Linked DNA regions of Homo sapiens: region 1 is linked to region 2. A link is a loop called in an ENCODE intact Hi-C map of the cell type or tissue named here. Cell type or tissue: endothelial cell of umbilical vein. All regions are shown on one strand. Each heading gives the region's core, and the rest is flanking DNA. Links, peaks and the distances in the headings are about the cores only. Region 1 holds the start of LOC107984988 (a long non-coding RNA gene). Region 2 overlaps SMG6 (SMG6 nonsense mediated mRNA decay factor).

Evidence for each region. Hi-C counts contacts between places; a loop is a spot of excess contacts. Peaks named below come from ENCODE experiments on the same cell type or tissue, not always from the same donor. Only the 100,000 strongest peaks of a DNase experiment are listed, where the experiment ranks them.
Region 1: a loop joins it to region 2, with 4 times the contacts of the local background. A loop is called at or near these places in 48 of 110 quality-filtered maps.

Annotation. Positions count from the first base shown.
Region 1 is chr17:2,064,558-2,072,883 of GRCh38, reverse strand. SMG6 (SMG6 nonsense mediated mRNA decay factor) reads left to right here. Exons shown (of 19, transcript NM_017575.5): 16 at 3,953-4,106; 17 at 7,205-7,416; 18 at 7,730-7,811. It overlaps LOC107984988 (a long non-coding RNA gene), which reads right to left and starts at 1,288. Exons shown (of 2, transcript XR_001752757.2): 1 at 1,164-1,288; 2 at 1-968. RefSeq lists enhancers at 486-1,685, 2,056-2,115, 2,436-2,655, 7,020-7,773 and a silencer at 7,571-7,733. In endothelial cell of umbilical vein, for the core only: a CTCF peak has its summit at 7,682 (motif pointing left); DNase peaks (open chromatin) are centred at 1,253, 4,003, 5,133, 7,683 and 2 weaker places; H3K27ac peaks cover 7,844 bases.
Region 2 is chr17:2,167,423-2,175,748 of GRCh38, reverse strand. SMG6 (SMG6 nonsense mediated mRNA decay factor) reads left to right here. Exons shown (of 19, transcript NM_017575.5): 13 at 2,890-3,091. Among named protein-coding and RNA genes, the nearest start is that of SMG6-AS1, 82 kb to the right of the region's middle. RefSeq lists an enhancer at 2,120-2,856. In endothelial cell of umbilical vein, for the core only: CTCF peaks have their summits at 588 and 5,505; DNase peaks (open chromatin) are centred at 768 and 3,318; H3K27ac peaks cover 4,124 bases.

The DNA of each region.
Region 1 (8,326 bases), core at 181-8,180, 100 kb after region 2:
GTGAATGTGGAAATTTCCTGTGTTACAAAGCTTCTAATTTCTGTTGAAGACATTGCTCTGGCCAGAGAGGCTCAGGGATGAATGATTCTTCACCCTGTAGAGGGAAGGAAGCAGCCGCACTCCCTATGGGAGCCCCTAAGCAGAAGGAAGACCTCAGAAGGCCCTCTCCTGGTCTTGCTCTGCTTCATGATCCAGGTTCTCCAAGTGCCACACCTCCTGTGTCAGCTCATTGAATTGCTGTTACTTGTAATGTTCAGTGTCTCAGCTTGCAGCGGTAAGCATCATAAGATCATCTCCACCGTAGAGAAGGAACTTAACCTGCAAAAGTTTTTCCTGGAGACCCAAGCCTGTTAGCTTCCTCCTTAGGTATTATTGTATATGATCTCTTTCCCAGTTCTCTGCCAGCTTGCTCCAGGAAACTCCCATACCTTAGAGAAAGTTAGTTACTTAGCACCTTCCAGAAACAGAATTATTTTTTTCTTCCACATTTTATGCCAACTTGGGTCCTTATTGCTACCAACCTGATTCAGAGTGTCCGTGTGTTGCTTGGGTTCCAAGGGCACTATCCAGGGATCACTGTGGCCCAACCTCAGCTGCTGTTAGAAGGTTCCTGTGGAACTCTCCTTCCGGGTCAGCACGCTTGACTCCATGCCAGGGCCAGTCTGTCTGAACCACAGCATTCCGGTTGCACCCCCCTCACCCCCACCAGAGGCTTCTGCAGCTTTTTACTCATACAAACAAAAATAAACCTCACTACCGGCCTCTGAACTCTGCAGCGGCATGCTTCCCCTGCTCCCCAAGTGTCCCATGGCTGCGAGTGGGGACTTGGCACTCTCCCCACCGACATCACTTTTTCACTCCCTGCGCATCCTGTGTCCTCCTCTTACCGTGCGACCCAGAGATCGGAATGGGACGTGACGGCCGGCACAGGCGCCGTGCACAGCTGCCAGGAATCTGACGGGTAAAATCTGGAAAAGTTGGGAGGGCAGATGCTAAACACACACACACACACAGCGCCACTCAGAAAGGGCCGGAAATGCAGACACCCGTAGAAGGGTGCCTGTGGACTCCGAAGCCCTCCTCCGCCTGCCACTCTTTTTAAGGGGACTGAGCCAGTCTTGTGACCCAGGTGTGACCCCCCCCGCCCAGAGGCCCACCGGTACCCCAGGAGAAAAGGGAGCAGCTTCATCTCATCTCCTGAGACTCCATGAGGGCATGCGGGGAACAGGAAGCAGTTGTTTGGTGACTCACTGGGCAGAGCCAGGTTAAGGGAAGTTGTCTGCGGGCGTCCCTGGGACCGGATGATGGCAGCACAGCTCTGACCACCCTCACGGGGCTTGGCCCCACCCCACACCCAGGGAAGCCCCCTCTGAAAGGCTGCGGCCTATTCACCTTTCTAGCTGCAAGCCAGAGCTAAGAACCCGGGGAATTTAGAGCGTCTCTGGACCTCGCTTCTAGATTTTTCTTCTGTCCTGCCATCAGAACACACAGGTAGGCTCAGTTTGTCCCCAGCATCCCTCAGCCACCTGGCTTCAAGGCTCTCCTGCCTAATTGCCAGCAATAGAGGTAGGATGGTACCAGGGCTTAGGAGCTGACTGTTCACATAGGGTAAAAAAAAAAATGGCAGCCACTTCCTTGATAGAGTCAGACCAGGCTGGACGGTTGTTTCTCAAGGCAGGAGAACTGAGATGGTAGTGGACTTGCGGGGCAGAGGCAGAGGCAGAGGCGCAGTGCAGAGCCGGACCCCCAGCCCCTGTCACTCCAGCTGCCACTGCTCCCACGTCTCCCTAAGCCATGCTTGTTCTGTCCCTGCTCACCCAGAAAGACAGATTTGAGAGCCACGGTACCAGGAGAGCATGCCTGGCAACAGAAGAGCTAGACGGAGAGCGCATGGCCTGAGAAATGAGGAACGAGAGTGCTGATGCTCCTCCGCAAGAGGAGAAAGGGCAGAGGGGTTTACTGAACCTGAGCAGGGACCATTTCCTGTTCTTACAAACTGCCCAAGCCAGGTTTGTTGGAATGCCTGTCACCCTCTAGGTGGCAGCCCTATGTAGAGGGTCAGTGACCCCGCCTCCCATGGGAAGGTAGCCCGCAGTAGTGGCACCTTGCTCTCATGAGGTGAGATCAGTAGGAAGACTTCAGCAGAGCGGGCCCCTGAGCTGCATTTCTCATGCCTGCCAGCGTTCTGTAGCCTGTGCCTTTACCAGCTGTGGTGGCAGTGGCAGCAACAACTTACTCATAGGGAGAGGTCCCTGGCAGGTCACAGAGAAGCCACCCCCATCATTTGAAGGCATGCCCTTTCAGTTTTACTGTCATTGTCAGTGAAACCTGAGCAGCCTCCTCACTGACTGTTGGTGGCCAGGACCAGCACTGTGGGCCCCATCTCGGTTGGCACGCACGTCCACTTCCCCAGCCCTGTGCCTGCATCTGGGTCTCTGCAAGTTGCTCTGTGGCAGAAGGCCATGAGAGGGTGTGACAGGGCTGGGACCTGCCCTCCTGGCCCCGCCAGGTTTGTGTGGGTGCCCTCCACCTCCCTACTCAGGGAGCATGCTGTCTGGGCAGATGCCAGCAGATCAGTTCGATTCTTGGCCATGGTCCCCAGAAGAGGAAGCAGTGCAGTAGTGGCCATGTTCTGTAGTGGCAGACATACCCAGAGCCGGTCTCGAAGGGCCGCTGCCACACGTGTAAGGCTGTCAGAGAAGAAAATCAGGCTTTTGCAAATGTGCATCTCTCGGGAACTTCCCTGAGAAATGTGAAAGTCCACAGGGAAGGCAAGCGCTGGGCCACGTGCTTGGTGAGAGGTGCTAGAGGAGGCGGTGGGACAGTGGGGCCAAGGAGACTCTTCTGCTTTTATTCTTTTGTCTACTTTTTGTTTGGCAGTTTAGCTTGCACTAGTAAGCATATGACTAGGCTGTCAATTGCTTAGTACCACGATATGGTTGCTGAAGAAGAGGCTAAGAAAAAAAGTGACAAAGTCAGTTTAAAGAAAAACGTCGAGTAAATAATAGTGTAGCTGGTACAGATTCGTGGCAAAGGAGCAGAGGTAGAACAGAAAAGACCCGTGTTTAGGAAACTGCGCTGGTCAAGGGCAAGGTGGTGGGCCATTGTGATCGACCTGGGTGTTGCTCTTTGCAGACACATGAGTTGAGTCTTAATTCATCACATTGCACGGACTTCGGCTGCTGCTGCAGGAGAATTTCGTATTATTAGCTGTCAGTATCACTTTTTTGTATAGCCTTTGAGTTCAACTTCATTGTTCGTTGTTTGTTGTTGTTGTTTTTGTTTTTTGAGACAGGGTCTCGTTCTGTCACCCAGGGTGGAGTGCAGTGGTGTGATCTCGGCTCGCTGCAGCCTCCGCCTCCAGAGCTCAGGCAATCCTCCCATGTCAGCCTCCCAAGTAGCTGGGACCACAGGCGTGTGCCACCACACCCAGCTAATTTTTTTTTTTTTTTGTAGAGACGGGGTTTCAGCATGTTGCCCAGGGTATATTTTATTTTGTTTTGTTTTGTTTTAGCTACACAGTGAAGTAAGTCAAAATAACAGATTCTGTTTGCATTTTCATGTCTAGATTGAAAAGTACCTCCTCTGTAGGCTTTCTAGATAATGTATGTGAAACCACTTTCATATCTAAGGAACCTAATTCTCCCTTGTTGAATTTGAGTCCCAGTCTTACTTTGAGAGACCTGTTATGTTGAATATCCTCAGGATCCTTTCTCAGCCCTCGGCAGGGTTGTACCCATGCCATTCCCTGGGCCCCTTGAGCTCTGTTTTTATTGCAGTGCTATGCTCAGCCCTTGGGCCTATCCCTGAGACCCGACGGGGACTGGTTATTACTGTGGAGGGGAAGAGGTTCCTAGGGGCAGGATGCTGACACACCGTAGTGTCAGGGCCCTGGCTCACCCACCTGCTTGCCTGCTCGCTGTCTGGCTCATTCACCACTCTGTCCCCATAGGCTGTCCTGGAGGACCACAGTCAGATGAGGCAGATGGAGCTCGAAATCAGACCTTTGTTCCTCGTACCAGACACCAACGGCTTCATTGACCACCTGGCCAGTCTGGCGCGGCTGCTGGAGAGCAGGAAGTACATCCTGGTGGTGCCCCTCATCGGTGAGTCAGGCGGGAAGGGCAGAGCGGCCTTGCATGTGCACAGCAGCCCCCTCCACACACGCCCCACGGCCTGGGGGCCAGGCAGGCAGAGCCCTGCTGTGCGTGTGTAAGATGGGATTTGCAGGGGAGTAGGGAACGCGTGGGGCAAAGAAAACTGTTTAATAATCAAAGTAGTTCACATTCTCATGGCTGATCCATGGCTTAAACTGCTTGAGCAAATGGACTCCTGTGTCCCAGCAACCAGAGGCTGCATGAGCCCAGCCCTTGTTTTTATCCTTATAAAGCTTGCAGTAAAACAGCAAAGCTGGTTCCCGTTATTGGTAAACACTCAGCCCTGGCAGATAACGGCAGTGCTGCTGGGTGGTCTGGCAGGGAGGCTGGGAGGATTTTGAAGTGGTTAGATGCCTTTGGTCTGATTGTCTTGTAGCTTTTCATGATCACTCTGTTGGTTCGAGGTAGCATTCTTCTGGCCAGTGTCACCCTAAGGCTAGGCCAGCAGGAACCCTCCAGAGCAAGCCCTTGGCTCATGCCTGTGGATTCCTACCACTTGGGCCCTTACCACTGTCTGGGCCTTGGTGCTGGTGCAGGGTCAGCATCTCAGGACCCAGCTAGCTTGCTTTCCCACCCTCTAGCCAGAGAGGCCCAGCTGGGCCGTCTCCACGGGACCGTCTGGGTACCCTTAGTTCTTGGAGCTCTGTGGTGGGTCAGCCTCAGGGTGGGCTCTGGGCTCTGGGCTCATATCTAGCTGATGGCCTCTGTGGAGGGAGAGAGTCTAGGAGATGATTGGGAGGCCCAGGCGTTTGCACATCCCCTTCTCAGCAGCTACTTGGAGCAAGTTTGAGAGCCTTGTCTTCTGGAAAAGCCACCAGACTGGCAGTCTGCCTGCCAAGCCACCTTTGACATCCATGCCAAGATGTTCCATTGGGCCTTCCCTCCCAGTCCCAAGTGTCTTAGTGCCAGATGGGGGTGGAAACAAAGGGCAGGAAACATCCGCCCCTGCAGAGGCTGCAGAACCCTGGGGGGTTGTGGGAAACACGTTAGCACCACCTGAGAATGTTGGCACCGAAGCAGCCCTCCTCCCTGCCTCCACCCTCCCCGTCTTCCTTCCCCTCCCCATGTGGCCTGGCCAGAACCTCTTAAATCCAGGCCCTTAGACCTAAGGGAAGGCTTTCTGCTCTTCAACAGTAGAACAGTTTCTGTCACCAAGGCAGGGCAGCAGAACCATCACGTTGTCCCAGGCTTTCCCTTCTCCTCGCTGGGGCGGGCTGCCTTGCCGGGTCATATGTCTCTCTGCTTTCCTACCCAGGAGCTTTTCAGGGGAAAGAAAGTGTTTTGCTAGATGGTCAGGAAAGGGTACAACTGAAAGAGGCTGTGGACATCTCAGGAGCCCCCTAAGAGCCGTAAGGTGCCTCAGACGCCGTCCCAGGCTGCCAGGGTTTTTTGTCACCAGGACTGATCGTACCCCAGGCTGTGGGCTGAGTCTCCTTGTTCTTGATCCGGTGAAAGGCAGGCTGTAGCCCTTGGCCCTGAGGAGCTTAGGGTTTAGTAAGGAAATCCGGATTCGGTGGGGAGGGAGCAAACGCATGAGAAAACCCAGCAGATACATGCAGGACAAAGAGACGACGCCTAAGGGTGCTGGGAACTGACAGTTGTGCTACAGCCATACAGGCCAGCCTCTCTGGACCTGCCTCAGCTGGGCAGGCTCCTGGACTCTCCCAGAGGCTGTAAGAGGAGGGCTCCTGTTTACTGATGCTTTCCTTGGTAGACTCACGTCCTGTGCCCAGAGCAGCAAAGGGTTAAGCCGCCAGCTTTCCCTTCTTGTTTCTGGTGCTCTTTAACCTGCTCTGTGCTCCGCAGACCTGACCCCAGCGTGGAGAAGCCCCGCCTGGTGCAGAAGCACAAACAAGCTTCCTCTTTGAAGCCTGTTTAGTTTGGAAGCAGGAAAGCAGATTTTGGGATAGAATACCCGTTTTTCCTGTTTGATGTTGTTTGCTGTACCATACACCCATCTACCACTGCTTCCCAACCTCAGCCATGCACTGTGTGGACACTGCAGCCTCAGGGTGCCGAAAGCATGGGCATTGTGTGTGTGTGTGTGTGTGTGTGTGTGTGTGTGTGTGTGTGTATTCCCACATGGGCCCTTTCCAGAAAGTGTCTCCGAATACCCAGACAATGAGTGCCAGGCTCACCATGGAACAGCATGCTCACGCCGGCTCCCTGAGCCATGAATCACTGCGCTAAGGAGAGGCCTCAGACCCCAAACTCTCCCAGAGCCCCCGAGGAGCACATATTTCCCACTTGACCTCAGGCTTTTGGCTGGAATTTTGGAAAGAATCTTCACCAGAAAATGAAGCCATGTCCCAGACACATAGGGAGGCAGACAGGCACACACACACACACACACAGAGACATATACACACATGTACACACATACACGCATACACATACACACATGTACACACACACATACATGTACACACGCACACAGACACATACACGCACACAGACATACACGTGCGCGCACACACACACGTGCAGTATCAGAGAAGGTAGATGTGCCAAGGTTCTGGTCTTGAGAAATACCAGGGCCTTGCAAATGAGGCTGTGACTGCCCCTTCCTCCATGGTGACCTCCCTGCACTCCACCAGTGGGGCTGGGGGTAGAACTTTACCCCTCCTGGACTGCAGTGTGTGTGGGCCCAAGGAGTTAAGGAAGGACGCCTCCCTTTCCCTCGAGCTGCTGCATACCCTGGACTCTCCTGAGGGACCCTTTCACGTGAGTCCTGTAACCAAGGAATGCAATAGAGGGACCAGATTTCTTCCTCTAAATACAGCAGCTCCAGAAGATTCCTTTAAGTTCCTCCCAAGAGGAGGGCAGGGCCCAGGAGAAGAGACAGAAAGGGAGTAGAGCCCTGTGAAATCTCGAGACACTTCTTGCCCCCACAAGCTCCCCTCCGGCCCTAGTTTCATTGGAAGACTCCTGTGGGGGAAGGATGGATTCTGGTCTGGGAAGGTGTTGGCTGGGAAAGTGAATGGACAGAGGCCTAGGATGAAAGCTGATTGCTGAGGCTGATACCTTGTGGGGCTCTATCTCATCAGTGATCAATGAGCTGGACGGCCTGGCCAAGGGGCAGGAGACAGACCACCGGGCTGGGGGCTACGCCCGTGTGGTACAAGAGAAGGCCCGCAAGTCCATCGAGTTCCTCGAGCAGCGATTCGAGAGTCGGGACTCTTGCCTGCGAGCCCTGACCAGCCGTGGCAATGAACTCGAATCCATCGCCTTCCGCAGTGAGGACATCACTGGCCAGCTGGTGAGACCCTGTGGCAGGAAGGGAAAGCCCACAGCCAGCTTCCAGAACAAGGTCTCCAGGAAGGAAGGGCTGAAGGAGGCCCATCAGCCTGGGCAGCTGAGGGCCAGCCACCATGGAGGCCCAGGTGGGGGAGTTCCTTCTCCCCTAAGTCACTCGTAGCACAGTCAGATCAGGCCAGGCAGGGCCAGCGCATGCATGGGAGGGATCGGGGAGGTGGCCCTGCCCAGGGCCCCCGAGGCAGAGGATCCCTCCTCCTCCTCCACATGGCGCCCCCTTCTGCCCAGTGGTGCTTCTCACACACGTCTTCCTCCAGGGTAACAACGATGATCTCATCCTGTCCTGCTGCCTCCACTACTGCAAAGACAAGGCTAAGGACTTCATGCCCGCCAGCAAAGGTACAGCTTTGCCTCCGCCTTGGGATCTTCCATCCCCACTGCCCTACCTCATCCTACCCATCCTCAGCCCCTGAGAAGGGCTCCACTGACTCTGGCCTGGGAAGTCTAAGGAATCAGTGCTCAGGGCTGATGTATGCCTGAGGCCCAACCTCCCTGTCCTGGCTCCCCCAGCCCCAGGGAATGCCAGGTGCACCCTGGGCCAACTAGAGATGAGCCTAGCCCAGGAAGCCCAGCCCTAGGCCGCGAGGTTCTTCACCCCGCATGCATCCGTTTCCTTTCTTGGGTGTCCTCAGTGAGTTCCGTCTGACAGCAAGAATGTCTTTATGATTCACTGTAGCTGGTGCTGGCCATGGTCTCCCGAGCCCAGCCCTCTGCAGCTCTGAGGGCAGCCCCCCAGGGGTCCCTGGGGCACACTTCCCTTTCTTGGCCATGCTTACCTTCCTACCTTCTCTGTTCACCCCTGAGTGTTTACCCTATTTCAGGCCTGGGGCAGAGGCATTTCCCCAGTGAATAGT
Region 2 (8,326 bases), core at 296-8,295:
TTATTTATATTTCTGAGTTGGGAACTCTGGGCACTCCCTGTGTCTTTTGGCATCAGCTGCTTTCTTACAAATCAACATTGAGGTAGGGATTCTCGTCCACCTTATTTTTGCAGTGAGTCTCAAGGTTTTGGTACAAGGTGGGTGGTAATGGGCAAAAAGGCGTATGTGGGCAGGGGTCCCTAGTGGTGGCCAGCAGTCTCTGGGAGGAGTCAGTTTTGGTTTATCTGAGCCTTAGGGGACAGGAGAGCATGGTAATGAGAACCACATGGTACCACATATTTCTTCATCTTGGATCCAAGATGGTAGGGGTGGGAGGATGAGAGAGGGATGTGGGGCCTCCCACTGTGGCAGCCGTGGGTAATTTTCGGCCGCCTCTCTCTGGCTGGGGATGCTGCTGCCCACACCACCCCCAACCCCCAACTATGTCCTGCAGCAGCCTTGACCTGCACGCACCAACCAGGGCCCCCAAGCCAAGAATTCAGCTGGGAGACTTTTCACCTTCTTCCTTCTCACTGTCGTCTTTCCTGTTTATTTTCCAAATTGCTGCTCTGCAGCCGAGCAGTGCCTGTTGGCCAAAGCTCACCAGTGCTGTGGGATCAGACTCAGGCAGCGGGCTCAAGTGGCCAGCAGGGCACTGGGGGAGGAAGCGGGGAACTGGAAGAGCCTCCCTGTGCGTCTCCCATGGGCAGCACTAACCTCGGAGGCGGCCCTGAGCAGCCCTATCACATCCGGTGCTTGTCTCTGCAGCCGGGACCGGAGGATAAACTATCAGGGCTGTGGGGCAGTGCATCATTCCTCTTATTATTTTCTTCTCTGCAGATGGGGTCGTGGAAAGTTCAGTTCCTTTTAACCCTCGAAGTTCTGTTTATTCTACAGCTGGTAGCCTGAATGCCGCGTTTCCCATTACATCACAAAGGAGCTCAGGCAGATCTCTGCACAGAAACGTGTTGCAACTGTTTATTTTTTTCCATATTTAAACATTTCTGACAGCCAAACCCGGCTGAGCCAAAAGATGGAGCTTTGTGAATGAGTCTGGTTGTCGGTGTCTGCGCTGAGAGAGGCTTTAGAAAACTCGTCCCTCCGGTGATTCTTCCCAAACATGTTCTTTTTCCTGGGTAAAGCCTGTGAAGCGAGTTACTTCTGCAGTACACGTGTGTTGATTATGTGCCGTTGTGTGATTAATGGGGCTGTGTTCCGTCTGGTTCCCAGGACACTCTTGAAAACAAGATGTTTCATTTCATTGCCTTTTCCTAGTGCAATGATTACAGTAAATAAACCATTGCAGCCTCCTTCCACCTGGAGCCAGTCAGGGAGTTCCCATACCTCTGCTCCACTTTCTCCCCCACTGTCACCTTCGGTGGCATGTCCCTTGAATGCTTTCTTTTCTGCCATCTCCCAAAGATTCTTGGTCTCCAGGAGAAACAAATTGCTTAGATCTGAGGCCCCTCCCTAGTAGGACTCATAGGCAGTAACTCCACTGGGGAGATTCCAGGATGATTCTTCTTTGTTGTTTTTAGCAAGAGGGTCTCACTGTGTTGCCCAGGCTGGTCTTGAACTCCTGGCCTCAAGTGATCCTCCCTTCTCATGTTCCCAAAGTACTGGGATTACAGGCGTGAGCCACCACACCCCGCCCAGGATGATTCTTACAGCTCTCTTTACATATTGCCTCTTGCCACTCTAGCTCATGAATCTAATTGTGAAGCTTTTCTTTGTAATTCTCCTATGCATCTCTCTTCTTTTAGAGTAAAACTTAGCATCCATAGGATATTATCTGTTCCAGACTCCTGGTTAGGTGCTTTCCTGGAGAAGAAAGCCAAGTCTGTAGCCTTGGCAGGCCCTATATGCTTACCACAATTTGTAGTATCCCTGGGCAGGCCAAAAAAAAAAAAAAAAAAAAAAAAAAGCTTTATGGATCCTCAGCACCCACCAAAGCAGGAATCTGACCCACAGTCGATTTTTGACAAGTGATGGTGACAGAGAAATGAACCTCTTTTTTTATAATTCTATGCTGAAATTTCAATTAAGGAGAGCCAGACTTTGCAGTTTCAAGGTTTCTTCTCAGGTTCAGCCAGGACCTGGTGATACGCAATTAGGACAGCCAGCCATCCCAGTTTGCCCAGGACTGGGGGGTTTCTGGGGACGTGGGACTTTCAGTGCTAAAACTGGGACAGTCCCACACAAACCGGAATAGTTGATCACCCTGTATCTCACCTTCCACAAATGAGAGAAAGGAGAGGTGTGGAATGGCTGAGACAGCGCTGATGAATTGTGTAAGAGGCTTTACCTTCCTGTGAGGATCTTGATGGGCCAGGAATGAGGTTTTTGTTTGTTTGTGTGATTGGTTGATTGATTGATTGATTGCCTGCCTATATATAGGGAAGAGATTTCTAAAGCATTGTAGGAGGAAAACATGCATGACTCTTGCTGTATTGTGACTAGACCCTCCATGGCTGTGGCTGGAGGAGGAGAGGCTGGTGCTCAGTTGCTGTCTGTGTGGCATGTACTTGGCTGGACAGCAGTGGGGAATTCTGGGAGCAGCCACAAGCACTGGGTGTCTAGAGTGTTTGAGTAAGCGTCTCAGGCACACTGTCTGGAAAGATGACAGGACCCTGCATTAGGCAACTGAGTCTCCAAATTCTTTTTCCTCTCTGGTGAGGATTAAAAACTCCCCCTAATCAATTTCAACTTTGCATAAATCCACATACACATACCTCAGATTGCTGCCTTGGGCACAGTTTTGTTTCCTAGCATTTTTGGGGTATGATTTCCTGGCAGATGCCAGCCTAGACAACATTTGCTGCAAGTACTTCCCTGCTCACAAATACTGAGAATACTTTTTTTTACTGGTCCCTCTTTAGAGCTGCTCTTTTCTTACCTTATTTCTCACAGTGTTGCTGTGGATGTATGGTCGACGCTGGCTGATTTCTGTAACATACTGACTGCAGTGAATCAGTCTGAGGTGCCACTGTACAAGGACCCGGATGATGACCTCACCCTTCTTATCCTGGAAGAGGATCGGCTTCTCTCGGGCTTTGTCCCCTTGCTGGCTGCCCCTCAGGACCCCTGCTACGTGGAGAAAACCTCGGATAAGGTCAGCCCCAGGCCAAACATCCCTCCCCATTCGCCCCTCCTCTTAATTCTCCAGACTTTTTTATTCTTGGGAAGTTTTCTGTGCAAATGGAACATGATTAAGTCATTGAGAAGGGTGTTAAGGGAAAATATCGACCTTTTAGCCGCTGACATCCAGCTCTGTGTCCTGAAAAAAAAAAGCCCTCTCGACTTCCTTTGGTGTGTGTGTGTGCTTGCTGGCATGTTGTATATACGATCATTTCCTCACTTGTTTAAATAGTGCAGCTTGTGTTGGCAGTGCTCTCACTCAGCTCCAAATGGTTTGCATCATGCTTAAAGCACCCTCCTTTCTCCCCCTTCCTCCCCGCCCCCCTCCGCCACAAAGCTCTGCACTAGGAAAACAGCCAGGGCTTTTTCCCTTCTCTGAGGAGGAGAGTGATAAATAGGTGACTAGAGAGAAGCAGACACCATGTGTTAACTTAGAAAAAAAAACTTGTAGGAATATGAAGCATTCCCCACTGCCTGGTTTCTATTTTCCTTCCTCTGAGGACTGCGTTTTAACCTGAACGTTTTTCTTGCCTGTCTGTTTATAGAAAACAAAGCCGATTCCCTGTTGCGCTGTTGGAGACTGTGGAGTTCTTAGTCTCTGCTTATCAGTTGGGTTTTCAGCCAGGTAAAGAGTAGGGGTAGTCCAGTCGGCTTCACATTTCCCACGTGTAATAACAGTTACTAGGCTAGGGAAGTAGTAGCCACCGAGCTTGGGAGCGAAGTGCTGTGTGGAGGCAGGAATACCCTGTGACTGACTTCTCTGCAGAGTAGTGAGGATCACATCCCCTGGGGACAGGCCTTTGGGGAGGCTCCACAAATGTCTTCTCAGGAGGAAGTCTTTTGACCTACATGAAGTATATACTAGGGACATAGGGAGATGTTAAAAAAAAAAAAAAAAAGTAAAAATTCCAAACATGAGCCACAAATATGAGAGACTTTATGTAGAATATAAAGTCTTGGCCCGTTGCAGTGGCTCACACCTTTAATCCCAGCACTTTGAGAAGCGGAGACGGGCGGATCGCTTGAGCCCAGGAGTTTGAGACCATCCCTGGCAACATGAGAAACCTGTCTCTACAAGCAAACAAGCAAACAAACAGTTTTTAGTATAAAAGAGTATTTGTTCACTGTGGAAAATCTGGAAAACACACACAAATAAAAAGAGGAAAAATTATCCGTAATCCTTCTTTCTACCCAGAAGTGAGAGCACTGTTATTTTGCTGATCATATATAATCGTATTTAATTTATAGTACACACACACACACACACACACACACTCTTTCATTTTCAATAAAACTGGAGGTTATATTAATATTTATATATACTATTTGTTTTTATTTTATTTTATTATTATTATTTTTAGATAGAGTCTCACTCTGTTGCCCAGGCTGGAGTATGGTGGCACAATCTCAGCTCACTGCAACCTCTGCCTCCCAGGCTCAAGTGATCCTCCTACCTCACCCTCCCACATAGCTAGGACTACAGGCACCCACCTTCATACCTAGCTAATTTTTGTATTTTTTATAGAGATGGGGTTTCACCATGTTGCCAGGCTGGTCTCAAACTACTGAACTCAAGTGATTTACCTGCCTCAGTCTCCCAAAGTGCTGGGATTATAGGTCTGCGCTAACATGCCCAGCTGTATATACTGTTTGTAATCTGCTTTTTTCCTAACATTTTTAATATATTCTTATATGGAATCATTTTTATAGTTACCCAGAATTCTTTTATATTCCAAGATTTCTTTAACCAATCTTTGCTTTATTGAACCAAGAGAATGTTCCCAATTTTTTTACAGTTATGAATAGTGTATCAATTTCTTGTAGCAGAATTTGAGCATATATTCCCTTTGGTTAAATTGCTGTAAGTAGATTAAGGTTCTAGACATTGATATATCAAAAACTCATACTCTTTGGATGCACTTAATGGCTACTACATCTTGGGAATCAGAGAACCCTTCTTTCCCAAGAGGAATACTTACTTTTTGCCTTTCCAACAAAAACGTAGAGTGAAATTCTGCTCTTCTAGTCTCAGAATGGGAAAATAATGGGGATTTGTAGTATGTGAGGCTGAGGACAGCTAACAAGTTGTTTTATACATGTGGAAGATGTTGAGTTAGAAGAGAGACTGGATGACATGGCTTGGGCCAGAGGATCCCCATACTTTTCTTTGGTGATCACAAGGTGGTCTTGATTCCAGAGGATGCTTTGGGGAGTTCGCTATTGAAGCTGTCTTTTAGTGTGGGACAGGTGCTGAGTAGAAGAGTCCTAACGAGCTTCAGACTCTTCCTACGCCCCATCTTCATCAGCTCTCTCAGCTCTAGTGTCAGATACCACGTATGTGTTTTGGCTCGAGGAGAACACAGAGCCAGCAGACCAGCCCTCAGCCTATGTAGTGATCCACAGGCTACCTAGGGGGCAGTGGCGGCTCAGTGAGACTAAGGTAGGTCTCCACTTCAACGACTGTGAAATAGGTATGTCAAACCTAACATGTCCAAATCCAAACTCCTGAATCCTGCCCCACCCGCTGCCCGCCAACCTGGTCTTCCTTTACCCTTCCCCATCTTGGTAAATGGCAGCCTTGATTTTTGGGCTGCTTGTGTCAAAATGCTTGGGGTTATTCTTGGCACTTCTTTGTCACACTTCCATATCTAATCCATCAGCAGGTAATGTCTTCTTTACCTTCAAAACACACACAGATACAATTCTGTCTTCCCACTGCACCCTGGTTCAGTTCTCTGAAATGCCTTCTGACTGGTTGCTCTGGTTCCTTCCCCCTTCTACTCTTCAGTCTATTTTTAAAATATCAGTGAGATCATGTCATTTCTTAGTTCAAAACCTTCTGATGGTTGCTCCTCTCACTTAGAGGCCAAAGTTTTCACAGTGGCCTACGATGCCCTCCATTATGTGACCCCACCTTCATCCCACTCCCAAGCTCTCTGACCTCAGGTCCTCCTACTGTCCTTCAACCCAGTGTGCTCTAGTCACATTGACATCCTTGCTGTTCCTCAAACAAACCAAGCGCTCATGCCTCAGGGTCTTTGCAGTTGCTCTTTTCTTAACCGGAAACACTCTGTACTCGGCTGTGTGCCTCTCGCACTCCCTTCTATCACCTTGGTAAAGAGAGCTTCCCTGGCCACATCATATAATCATATAAAGTGGTACTCTGCTTTATTATTCTCCATCCACGGCAGGGGAAAATAACATCTCCTGAGTATCTATCATGTATCAGTCCCTGAGCTAGGTACTTCTGTACAGTATTTCGTTAAGTTCTCTAAATAAGCCTGCCATGTAAGTATTATTACCTCCTTTTTTTTTTTTTTAAGAGATGAGTCTCACTTTGTCACCCAGGCTGGAGTAAGTGGCACTATCATAACTCACTGCCACCTCAAATTCCTGCGCACAAGCAATCCTCCCGCCTCTGCGGGACCTCTTTCTCCCGGGTTCAAGCGATTCTGTTGCCTCAGCCTCCCGAGTAGCTGGGATTACAGGCACGCCACCATGACCAGCTAAATTTTTTGTATTTTGAGTAGCTGGGACTATAGGCATGTGCCACCATGCCTGGCTGATTAAAAAAAAAAAAAGTTTTGGCTGGGCATGGTGGCTCATGCCTGTAATCCCAGCACTTTGGGAGGCCGAGGCAGGCGGATCACGAGGTCAGGAGTCTGAGACCAGCCTGGCCAACATTGTGAAACCCCGTCTCTACTAAAAATAGAAAAAGTAGCCAGGTGTGGTGGCGGGCCGTGTAATCCCAGCTACTCGGGAGGCTGAGACAGGAGAATTGCTTGAACCCAGAAGGTAGAGGTTGCAGTGAGCCAAGATCGTGCCACTGCACTCTAGCCTGGGTGACAGAGCAAGACTCCGTCTCAAAAACAAAACAAAACAACACAAAACAAAAAAAACTTTTTTTGTTGTTTTTTAATAGAGACGGGGTCTCACCATCTTGCCCAGGCTAGGCTCAAGTGATCCTCCTGCCTCGGCCTCCTAAAGTGCTGGGATTATAGGTGTGAGCCACACCCTTCAAATTTTGTAAAAGAGGATACTGAGGCTCAAGAGAAAAGAATGATGATAAGCTCACATGGGTCATTTCCATGGCCAACCTAGGAGTTGAATCTTTAGGAACTCTTGACCTTTTAGAAATCTGCAAAAGCAGACCTAGCGTGATGGCTCACGCCTGTAATCCCAACACTCTGGGAGGCTGAGGCGGGTGGATCACTTGAGGCTAGGAGTTCGAGACCAGCTTGGCCAACATAGTGAAATCCCGTCTCTACTAAATTAGCCAGGCATGGTGGTAGGCACCTGTAATCCCAGCTACTCGGGAGGCTGAGGCATGAGAATTGCTTGAGCCTGGGAGGTGGAGTTGCAGTGAGCTGAAATTGTGCCACTGTACTCCAGCCTGGGTGACAGAGTGAGACTCTGTCTCAAAAAATAAATAAATAAAATTTTTTTAAAAAAAACCTGCAAAAGGGCCAGGCATGGTGGCTCACACCAGTAATCCCAATATTCTGGAAGGCCAAAGTGGGAGGAGCACTTGAGACCAGGATCTCTAAACCAGCCTGGGTGACATAGTGAGGCCTTGTCCCTACAAACAAGTTTAAAAACAGCCAGGTGTGGTGGCAAGCGCCTGTAGTCCCAGCTACTCAGGAGCCTGAGGCAGGAGAACTTTTTAAGTGCAGGGGTTTGGTGCTCATTATGATTGCGCCACTGCACTGCAGCCTGGGTCTCAGAGCAAGACCCCGTCTGAAAAAAAAGAAAGAAAAAGGAAATTTGAAAAATATAAACATTTCCTCCAGCTTCTAGTGTTCATTACTAGGAAATGTAAAACATATCTCCAGTGCTCATCAGTGGCAGCAACGTGAGCAGCTTTATTGCTGGTCGAGATTAGTCTCATGTTTGGTCCTGCCTTGATGCTTATTCTGCAGATACTTACGAAACACGTATTGCCAACACAGCCTGGGAGATCCAGACACATAAGGCAGGTATCTTCCTAGTTCGAGAGACAGTTTGTGCCATATATAAAGATGTGAGTGGCACCATAAGTGAATTTGAAGAGTTCTTGAGTTTTGTTGAGCTGGTAATACCCCGGTGAAGGCGTGCTTCAAGAGCACTGATTTGGCATTAACGTAATCATTGTATCTTTGAAGCAGAAAAGTTTTCACCTTATATGCCTTTGAGTGCAAATACTCTCTTTGTTCTATTCTTTTCTTCAGTA